Linked DNA regions of Homo sapiens: region 2 is linked to region 1. The links are chromatin contacts, found by Hi-C in ENCODE. All regions are on one chromosome and are shown on one strand. Each heading gives the region's core, a stretch centred on a gene start or an enhancer-like site at or near the end of the contact. The rest is flanking DNA. Distances are from core to core; before and after follow the strand shown.

Evidence for each region. A loop is a pair of places that touch in the nucleus more often than their neighbours do. Pooled maps may share reads with other maps.
Region 2: a loop to region 1 is called in a pooled map, with 8 times the contacts of the local background. The contact joins the enhancer-like site here to the promoter of UGT8 in region 1. A Hi-C loop is called at or near these places in 5 of 37 single-sample maps with no recorded cell type and 3 of 50 pooled maps.

What each region holds. Positions count from the first base shown.
Region 1 is chr4:114,597,343-114,602,122 of GRCh38, forward strand. UGT8 (UDP glycosyltransferase 8) reads left to right here and starts at 1,465. Exons shown (of 6, transcript NM_001128174.3): 1 at 1,465-1,632.
Region 2 is chr4:113,315,708-113,320,248 of GRCh38, forward strand. It overlaps ANK2 (ankyrin 2), which reads left to right. Exons shown (of 46, transcript NM_001148.6): 25 at 2,000-2,102; 26 at 2,810-2,913. Among named protein-coding and RNA genes, the nearest start is that of MIR8082, 170 kb to the left of the region's middle. RefSeq lists an enhancer at 1,460-1,539. Within about 2 kb of position 1,329, at least 2 of the 41 ENCODE cell types and tissues checked have a DNase peak (open chromatin) inside an H3K27ac peak, as active enhancers do.

The DNA of each region.
Region 1 (4,780 bases), core at 215-2,714:
CATTTTGCACAGGGAATATGTTCAAATTCCTAATCTGCAAAGAAGAAAAGTGCATTTTCTTTTTTGAAATGGCATTTGAAGATCTCTCCATCCATGAACATTCTTGAGCATATGGATTTTACAATAACAGCAGTGTATATTAGTTTTTTAATTTATCATTAACTGATAACATATACAGTAAAATATAATTTCCGTTTTCTTATCTAAGGGCAGAAAATCCCAACCTATTTCTGAATCTCACTTTGGAACAAGGACAGAATGACCTGACATGGCATTTTTGATTTCCAACGTTTAAACGCATAACGTTTGTGTGCTATGGAAGCATCTTAGCTTCTGGAATTTATGCTCGACACGAAACATAAACAATAAACAATTCAGTCCACGTTATATAGACATATCTCATATATATATGAGATATATATATATAAAATATCTTACGCACATGCACACTTAGACTTTCTCGGTTTTCATGAAACTCACAATCTACCTCAGGCGCTCAAAGGCACTCGGCCTCTCAGGTCTGAGGCACCACAGAGAGGCTTCCTTGGGCACAGTTGCTTGCTGGTCAAGACGCCAACTTGGCAAGGTTATGCTGCTGGCAAAGGCAGATTCGTCAGAATAAAGTCGCCACAGGCTCAACCAGGCAAATCATGAATGGCCCTTTCAGCAGGAGCCTGAGAGGAGGGATGTTATTCAGCCCAGCAACCCTATTTACTTTTTTTCAGGATCCCCAAACTCGCGTTTTTTAAGGCTTTCCGCTACAAGAGAGCCAGAATTGAAGCCTGGGTTGGCGGCAGTGCAGGTACCTGCTCACCTAAGCATCCCTCTTTTAATTTTCCTAACTCCTCCACCCACTTGCCCAAGTATAACTTTTGAATGGATTCAGCAGAAGTGAGGCAGGAAAGGCAGGAAGATGAGAAAAGGCGCGACATCAACACGCAGAGCTCACTGAGCCGCCTTGATGATAAAAGGCGGGCACAGGGACTACGTGGGTGGTGGCAGAAAGGGCGCGGGACACGCCTCGCAAAGAGGGAAGAGTGGGCGGGGCCACGTGCCGTTGTCAGAGTTCGCAACTCGAGCGCCCAGAGGGCTCGCGAAAAGTCCCAGCCTGCAAGCCAACCTCGCTCAGCGGACGACTGGCCGGATCCCAACGCGCTGCCCCTTGCCCAGCCTGCGAGCGCGTGGTACGAAGGCGCGTCTGCATCCATGCCCCAGCCCGGGGAGCTGGAGGCGCTCGCAGTCAGAGGCGAGTGATGCTAGGCTGAGCGCGTGGCGGCCCGTGTCGTGCCCCGCTGAGCCAAGTGCGGAAGGGCAGCGGCGCGCTCCGACTCTGCTCGCCGCACGCAGGGCGGGGCGCGGCTGGGGGGCGGGGGGCCTGGCCGCCCGCTGGGAGCTGCGGACGAGCAGGCGCGCTGAGGACCCGAGGGAGGACACGGTTAAAGCATTGCTATCAACTGTGAACCCAGAGAGCCCTCCTTAGCCAACACGCTAACTCCGAAGCCTCCCTTACGCCCCCGAACCACCGAAGGCGGCGACACCTGATTCAGCGCACAAACACAGGTCCCTTCTGTCCCGGATACAATTACGCGGCAGACACACACTCAAACTCGCGCGGGGCAGCCAAGAGACGAGGTGAGCGGAGGGACCACGCCGTTCCAGAGGGCGGAAGGGGGGGCGGTCTGGGTGGAGGAGAGGGGCGTTGTTTGCTCCCTGAGGTGAGTGCCGGGCGAATGGCTGCTGTCCAGGGGCGGGGGGGTGGGAATTAGAAAGCACAGACAGGGTTGGGCTGAGGAAGTTAGAAGTGGTTAGTGGGGGTTGGCGGGGTAGGGAGAAAGGCTAGGGGTTGAGGGGGTGTGAAGGAGATCTTTTTAGGCTGGCCCCTCATAGCGCCCGCGATCCTGTTTCTGCCATATGGCATCCGTTCGAGGGTTCTCTCGCGTTTGTGCGCTCAAGGCAGAGGGAGGGTATAACGGGGAGGCGATTCGGCCGAGGACCTTGTACTTGACCCCTGAAGGGATGGGCACCGCGGAGCCCAGAGGCCAGAGCCAGCTGCCAGGGCAGGGATGGAGGTGGGGGACCAGGAGGAGCTTCGGGACCTCTTCAACTCCCCTTTACTCCGTCTTCCCCCTAAGGAGGAACAAGAGCGGGATGTGTTGGGGGTGGGGAATGTCTTGGGGCTGTACAAGCTCGCTGAGACTTTTCGGGGCCCGCCGTTTCCGCGTGCCCGCGCGACTCTCGACAATGGACAGTGTACAGTGGTGGCAGGGTTTCACGGGTCCCCGCGCCGATTTGGGAATGGTACGGGGTGCCCTTGCATTAGAGAAGCCTGTGCGGGCCCCCGGGATTAGAGAAGAGGTGAGCGCCTGCGGGCGGGGAGAGAAGGACGCGCTGCTGGCAAAAAGAAGGGCGCCTTCCATGGACTGGAGGAGCGGCGAGGGAGCCTGGTATGTGTGTTTTGGATTTGAAGGAGGCAAACCGCATCGGAGAGTGCAAGTAGATGCAGTGCGTCGGGGCAAAAGGACAATCTGAGGAGGTGGGCGGGGTACCCAATCTCTATATACAAGCTTTCTGGTTTAATTGAGGGTTTATAAAATTGAGTACGGTAAACCTGCCATTGTGCAGCACTTCCTTAGGAAAGGAATAGCCTCTGTACCTGTACCGCGAGTTCCCATCACCTTTCAGCATCTAGGCGGGGAGAGGAGAGAAGGTAGAGAACTTCTGAGAGAGTTCTGAGAACTAACGCGAATGGCTGGATTGCGCTAACTAGGCGTTCTTAGCAGGAAAATGTCGCCAAGGGAAGGAGTGGGTGGCGGTATCAAACCAGGCGTGCTCTGGAGAATCACCTTTATTATGAGCCAGTGTTAGCAGTGACGATAGAGTCTTTTATTTCTGGGGATCCTATTGGTAAAAATTAGAAAAAAACCACACTACTCCAAATACTCCAAAAATCTTCAGTCCCCTCAGGCTGTCACCTTGTACTACCAGTTTTTCAGTATCAATGACGTGAATGTTAGGGAGTTTGGCTAGATGCCAAATTGTTATCATTTCTGATAATTTCATGTTCAAAAACGTCTATATTCACTCAAAATTGGCGTGCTTCTGACATATCCCCAGAAAAAAATCACCACCATTTGAAGGAAGGATAGAAAGTGCCCTTTTTTCTTTTCTTTTTTAAAAACTTTTATTTTAGGTTTTGGGGTACATGTGAAGGGTTGTTACATAGGTAAACACATGTCACAGGGGTTTGTTTTACATATTATTTCATCACTCAGTTATTAAGCCCAGTACCCAATGGTTATCTTTAACCAATATTTTAATAGTGTTAAGAGTAACCATACTTTGTCCCCAGGAGATTTTAAAATTAGAGTCATGCATCTTAATATTATATGGTAAAGGAGACCAGAACTTTGTGTTACTTGAATTAAATCTTAGCCAGCTTAGTTTTCTCCTATAGAAACTGTCTCTTGGTGGTTTGAGGTTTTGCTTTAGGAATGTGTCTGTGTTCAGCAACTCTTCTAGATAATGCCAGAGAAAAACACTCTAGTATTGTATGATTTGCCTGCCACCTACAAGGTTAAGTTGACATCTAGTGTTGTGTGACTTAGTATTATACAAGTCTTTAAAAACTACAATAAAGCATAGTGCCCCGATATTTAGTAAAGGCTTGATACTCTATTAGGAGGTTGGGCATAACTGAACAGAAACTATACTTCTGACTTTTTCCAGGTAATACTACTATACAGGTTCAAACTCTTTTTAAATCTAAGATTTCCAGAGGACTATGCTTGTTGTATTTAAGCTTGGTACGCGTCTTAGAATAAATAAACCAATGCAGTAAATAAAGATGCTTATGACAATTTTTTTGGATAAAAACTACTTTTCGTTTAAAGATTTTGACAGTTTACATTTCCCAATAATTTAAATTAAAACATTTTATTGCACCTTATGAACAACTATCAGCTTCATTACCATTTAAATATTGCTAAAAATCCCATCTTCAATCCTCAAATCCTTTTTAAAATCATGCACCTGTTTATCAAATAATATCAATTTGTTGCTTTTTAATTCATACTAGGATTTTCCAACATACACCTGGGAATTTCTAAGATATCCTTGGAGAGTGAGAACTTTGATTATTTATGCAAGATATAGTATCTCATTTATTTGACCTCATCTGCATTGGTACTTATTTACATAAGCACATTTTCTCGGTAGCTGACTCTTCACACCGTTTATTACTGAAACTTAAAAAAAAAGAGCCATTATAACCCACAAGCAATTTCTAAATCTTACTGTCTTCCTTGTTCCCTTGGAGAATATTGGATATAAGTTATTCTTTCTTGTTGGGTTGTCTTTATGAATTCATAAAGAATTGAATAGTGCTATTCGCTGAGGTGTATAGAGCTGTTTTTGTTTATAGTAAATGGTCTCAGCCTGCTGGGTTGAAATACTAGAATAGAGACAGAAGTACCATTCTTCTTTTTATGTTTTTTTTTTTTTTCTGGGTCCTCTTTCTGTTATTGGCTATCACTTTCTGCTGCTGTCAGACTGTGAGTGGGCCCTGCTGCTCTATTATCTGTTGTCTTTTTTTCCATCAAATGATGTGGGCTATTGCCCGAGTGTAAATCCTGTAGACTTTGTGACAGACACTTTCAGTTTACGTGCTTTATTTGTGGTTTGGACTGTGAACTGAAATGTTTAGGTTTCCAGAAGGGTGACCTCTATATAAAAGGTTTTAATGTACCTTTTATAGAAAAAATTTGTGTATGAGATCTTTAGG
Region 2 (4,541 bases), core at 79-2,578, 1.3 Mb before region 1:
CTAACACGGTGAAACCCTGTCTCTACTAAAAATACAAAAAAATTAGCCAGGCGTGGTGGCAGGCGCCTGTAGTCCCAGCTACTCGGGAGGCTGAGGCAGGAGAATGGTGAACCTGGGAGGCGGAGCTTGCACTGAGCCACGATCGCGCCACTGCACTCCAGCCTGGGTGACAGAGCGAGACTCCGTCTCAAAAAAAAAAAAAAAAAAAAAAAAAGAATTGCTGATCTCGTGCCACCTGGTACAAAACACATCCAAGTGGATCTTAGCTATCTTTGTGATTTACAGCAGGAAAACAAATTATCCATTCCACCAGCTGAGACAAGCTTTTGCTGAGATTAACCCTTTTCCCAATAATCTAATCCCCTATCAAAAGCTAAATGTAAAACCATCTGTAATATAAGTAGCCTCCAATTGCTGGAGCTAAAACTCTTGTTGATGAAATTACTAAGGCTCTGTCAAGAGCCTCAATCTTCTCCAAGAGCCTACATAACATAAAATAGTTAATTCTCAGGTTATATTTAGATTTTGTTTTATTGTAAACACAGATTTATGTATGTGTTAACGCAAGGATCAGACAATCAACTCTTTTTATTCATGTCATTTACCCTTTAAGACTTTTTTTGGAATATACCTACATGTAAAATAAGAAGGAGAAGGTCCTGGATTACTATGAATTACCTACAAAGTGATGATTTCCTCAAAGACAATTGATGCGGGCTATGTTGACACCTCATAGATATGATAGTACATGGCTTACAAAATTAAATATACTTGCAAAATGAAGATAGTTTCTACTAATAAATATGCTAATTTAACATTTAGTCCATAATTCTACAGTGCTTCACTGGCCAAACACCTACTAGCTAAAAGTAAATGAAAGTTTGCTTCTATAAATATTGTGAAAGCTTGCGTATCTCCTTTTTTTCCCTTATGGGCTTTGGGCTAATATTTTGAACACAGATCTTTAATACTTGAGCTACAGTGTATAAAATATAGCTTATTTAAGATACCAATCTGTCATTTGATTTTACAAATTGATTTAAAAGGAATGAGATTGCATCTATGCAAATGTCAAGTTTTACCTATTACATATGAGTGTGTAATTTAGAACTTTGAAGTTCAGATTTTTCAAAAATGTAATGCATGGTTTATCAAGGCCTAAATCCCATTTTGAAGCCAAACCTCATTTTTGGTCAGTGGCCATTGGCAATTTGTCTTTGTGCTGGCAGGTGTGTCTGTGTTCTGGGCTGGAGCTTAGATACAGTTTCTTGTGCTCATGCATCTCATCACCACGGCAACCAACACTCTGGTGCTTCAGTCACCACACACAGGACATGCAAAGGGGACAGTGCTCTCGTTTGAAATAATAGCATTGTTGGAGTCACTAGAGACAAACAAGAGGAACTCCACTTCCGCAGGAAGCATGCATCTGGCCACAGTTCATTTCACTCTGTACCTTCCAGGGGAATGCACCAACATTCAGTCATTCACAGTTTAGAGAGGAGGAGAAAGAGGCATAGAGAGAGAATGGAAAATAATAAGCGAAAATGAAACTGGGCTTTCATTTTGTTCTTCTCTCTGAGGGCCATCTACTTTCCTCCTTATATTTTTCTTAGTTGCAGAGAGATTAACATTTAACACAGATTTAAGCAATCTATCCTGGAATTATTTCCTGAGTGAATTTCTGGTACTGGCAGTAATAAACTACAGTTGCTGGTTTCAAACATTTCTGGGAAGAAAATGAATCAGATTAGGAGTATCAAATTTTAACTTCTGGATTCCCTTGTGCTCTTGCCATTGAGCGGTAGGAACCTGTCAAAGGATGTGTTAGTTCAGCTGTTGGACAAAAAGGTAGGACAACAGAGACTTGTGTCCCCCTGGAAGTTGTGCTGTTAGCTAATAGCACGCTTTTTTCACTCTCCTGCTCGGCTCATCATTTTGTCATCCCAACCCTGCTACTGCTGTTGGTATATGCCATGGCCTCCTGCCAACCTACCAGCCTTCGATCCTTCAGTTCCGACAGGTCTCACACTCTGAGCCATGCCTCCTACCTGAGGGACAGTGCCGTGATGGATGACTCAGTTGTGATTCCCAGTCACCAGGTATGTGACATTTTGCCTTCATGTCTTTGCTTTCTGGAGAGCTTTGTAACATTATTGGATGCTAGAAATGTCCTGAGAAAGTTTTTAATCCCCCCAAAATCATTCCCAATTCAGTTGAGAAGCTAGGATAAGAGATTTGAGGGTTTTCCTAAAACATGAAAAATGTTCACTAGATTTTTTCAATGAGCAGTGTTTTTCTGAAAAAGCATACTGCTTATTTCTTCAGCTATACTGAATTCTTCTGTGGAGATTATATATGAACATTATATTTTTAAAATAAAATCTCCATTAAAGGAAAAAGTGAAGTAGGATGCATTTAAGGTATAAGATGAATGGTACAGGTTAAGTTATATCTTTCAATATTTAAAATTGTTAGCTATGAGAAAGGCTTAAAATTTATTCTGGAATATTTTAATTTTAGTTATGATTTTATCACTTTTGGTGGATTGGGTATAGGGAAATAGATGGATACCTACTGTCTTCAAAGACAATTACACGAATGTAATCTTATATAATCTATTTAAATAATGCAGTTTAAAAGAGAATGCATTTTAAAAGATTCATTGTAAATACATTGGTTTTATATTTTAAGTGTAAGTTTTTCTAGGTTATACCACTTTCCAGTGATGACACTTTTTATATTTTGTTATATTTTACTTTAATTGAAGCAAAGTGTGTTTATTCAATCCAGTGTTCTTTGTGTTTAGGTGTCAACTCTAGCCAAGGAGGCAGAAAGGAATTCTTATCGCCTAAGCTGGGGCACTGAGAACTTAGACAACGTGGCTCTTTCTTCTAGTCCTATTCATTCAGGGTGAGTAAATCAATATTATGTATCCTGATCAAGAGGTAAAAAGAGATGGGAGTGAAAACAACAGCTTTGTCCAGTAGCTTTAGCTGGTGGCTAGCTTTACAGTGGAGGTGCCCTTTGTTTAAACTTGTAAATAACATTGCTTTATCCAACATGGACTCTATATCTACAACAACAAACCAGCAAAAAAGATTGAATTCAGCATTAAAAAAACTGACTATTGTTTTAAAACAACTAGTAGAATTGCGTCAAACAGCTTGCTACCTAACTGGAATATACTAGTGGCCTTCCTACTATTCACGTACTGTCTTTAAGACATCCTAAAAAGAGGGGCTGAATCATGTGATTTCTAGAAAGTTTCTATTTATTAGGATTAGCTGATTGGTTCAATGAAATAAATGCCTTTCTCAGATGCTAATGCATTTCAAATAATGTTACAGAAGCTTGAATCACACAAATATATAGAGGAGTTTATATATTGTTTGAAGTAGGGATATAAACAAAAAGGGAATTTGAACGCAATCAGTCAGGTTCTCAGTTATCTTTTTAAAGTCATTCAGAGAGTATACACACCACTGTTGAAGCAATGCTGCCTGTTTTTATTAACTCATTAAAAAATAGGAGTTTGAGTCATACTTTCAAACATACTTAAAGTTGTTCTTAAGGTGTTCAGTTATGTGGAATATAAATTCTTTAAGGAGTTTTAAATTGTAACACTCTTCCAATTTCTTCCTTACATATTAGTAGTTTGCAATAATATAGTAATATCATAATTATATATAAAATTTCTATTTTTTATTTAATTATTTTTAAAGCCCTATTTATATGCTATATATCAAAATGCAATATTTTGATTTTAATTATTATCCCCAAATCCTTATCCATAAATCCCAGAACTATTTGGAAAAGTAGATCCTTTCTTATTTTTATTATTCTAAAATATTCTTTATTCAGGAAAGAGTTCCAACATATTTTAGTTAAAAATTTTAGACTTCTTCAACTAATCTTATACTAAGTAAAGGTTCATACAATAACATAAGTTATATAGTTATTGAAAACAATCCTAATACTTTTTTCCTTGTTAAATAAGTAGAGGCTAGTTCCTAATGCGACAGTTATTCATGAGAATAAAAAACAAATTACACTTCATTCAAATTTACTTGCTTTTTTAAAAAAAGAAAGCTATAGATTACTAAAAAGATACAACATTGCATTCTGCTAATGAACTTCTTCACAGTGGTAAGAAGGAAAAAGACCTGGATGTAGAGTATTGTAGGATCATAGATAAGAATCTAGAAATCATAATGAGGTGTTTAAAGTTCATATGCAGCCTACAAAGTGATGAGATGGTTTTAGGTAAAATGTAATTGACTAATAATAACTGAATTTACACAAGAATCTGTGCATGCCAATACTTCAGTTTGCAAAATAAATCATTTATATTTTGAAAAAGGAACTTTTAAAAGAAGTTCTTTCATTACTGAAGGGCAGTAAAGTAGTCTAAGTACCTCAATTACACCCCAATTATGTACAACTAGATACACCTATAAGTAATTATGGTGCACTACTTATGATGAACCAACAGCATCCAGTAGTTAAAGATGAATTATGTGTTAAGATAAAGATCTTTA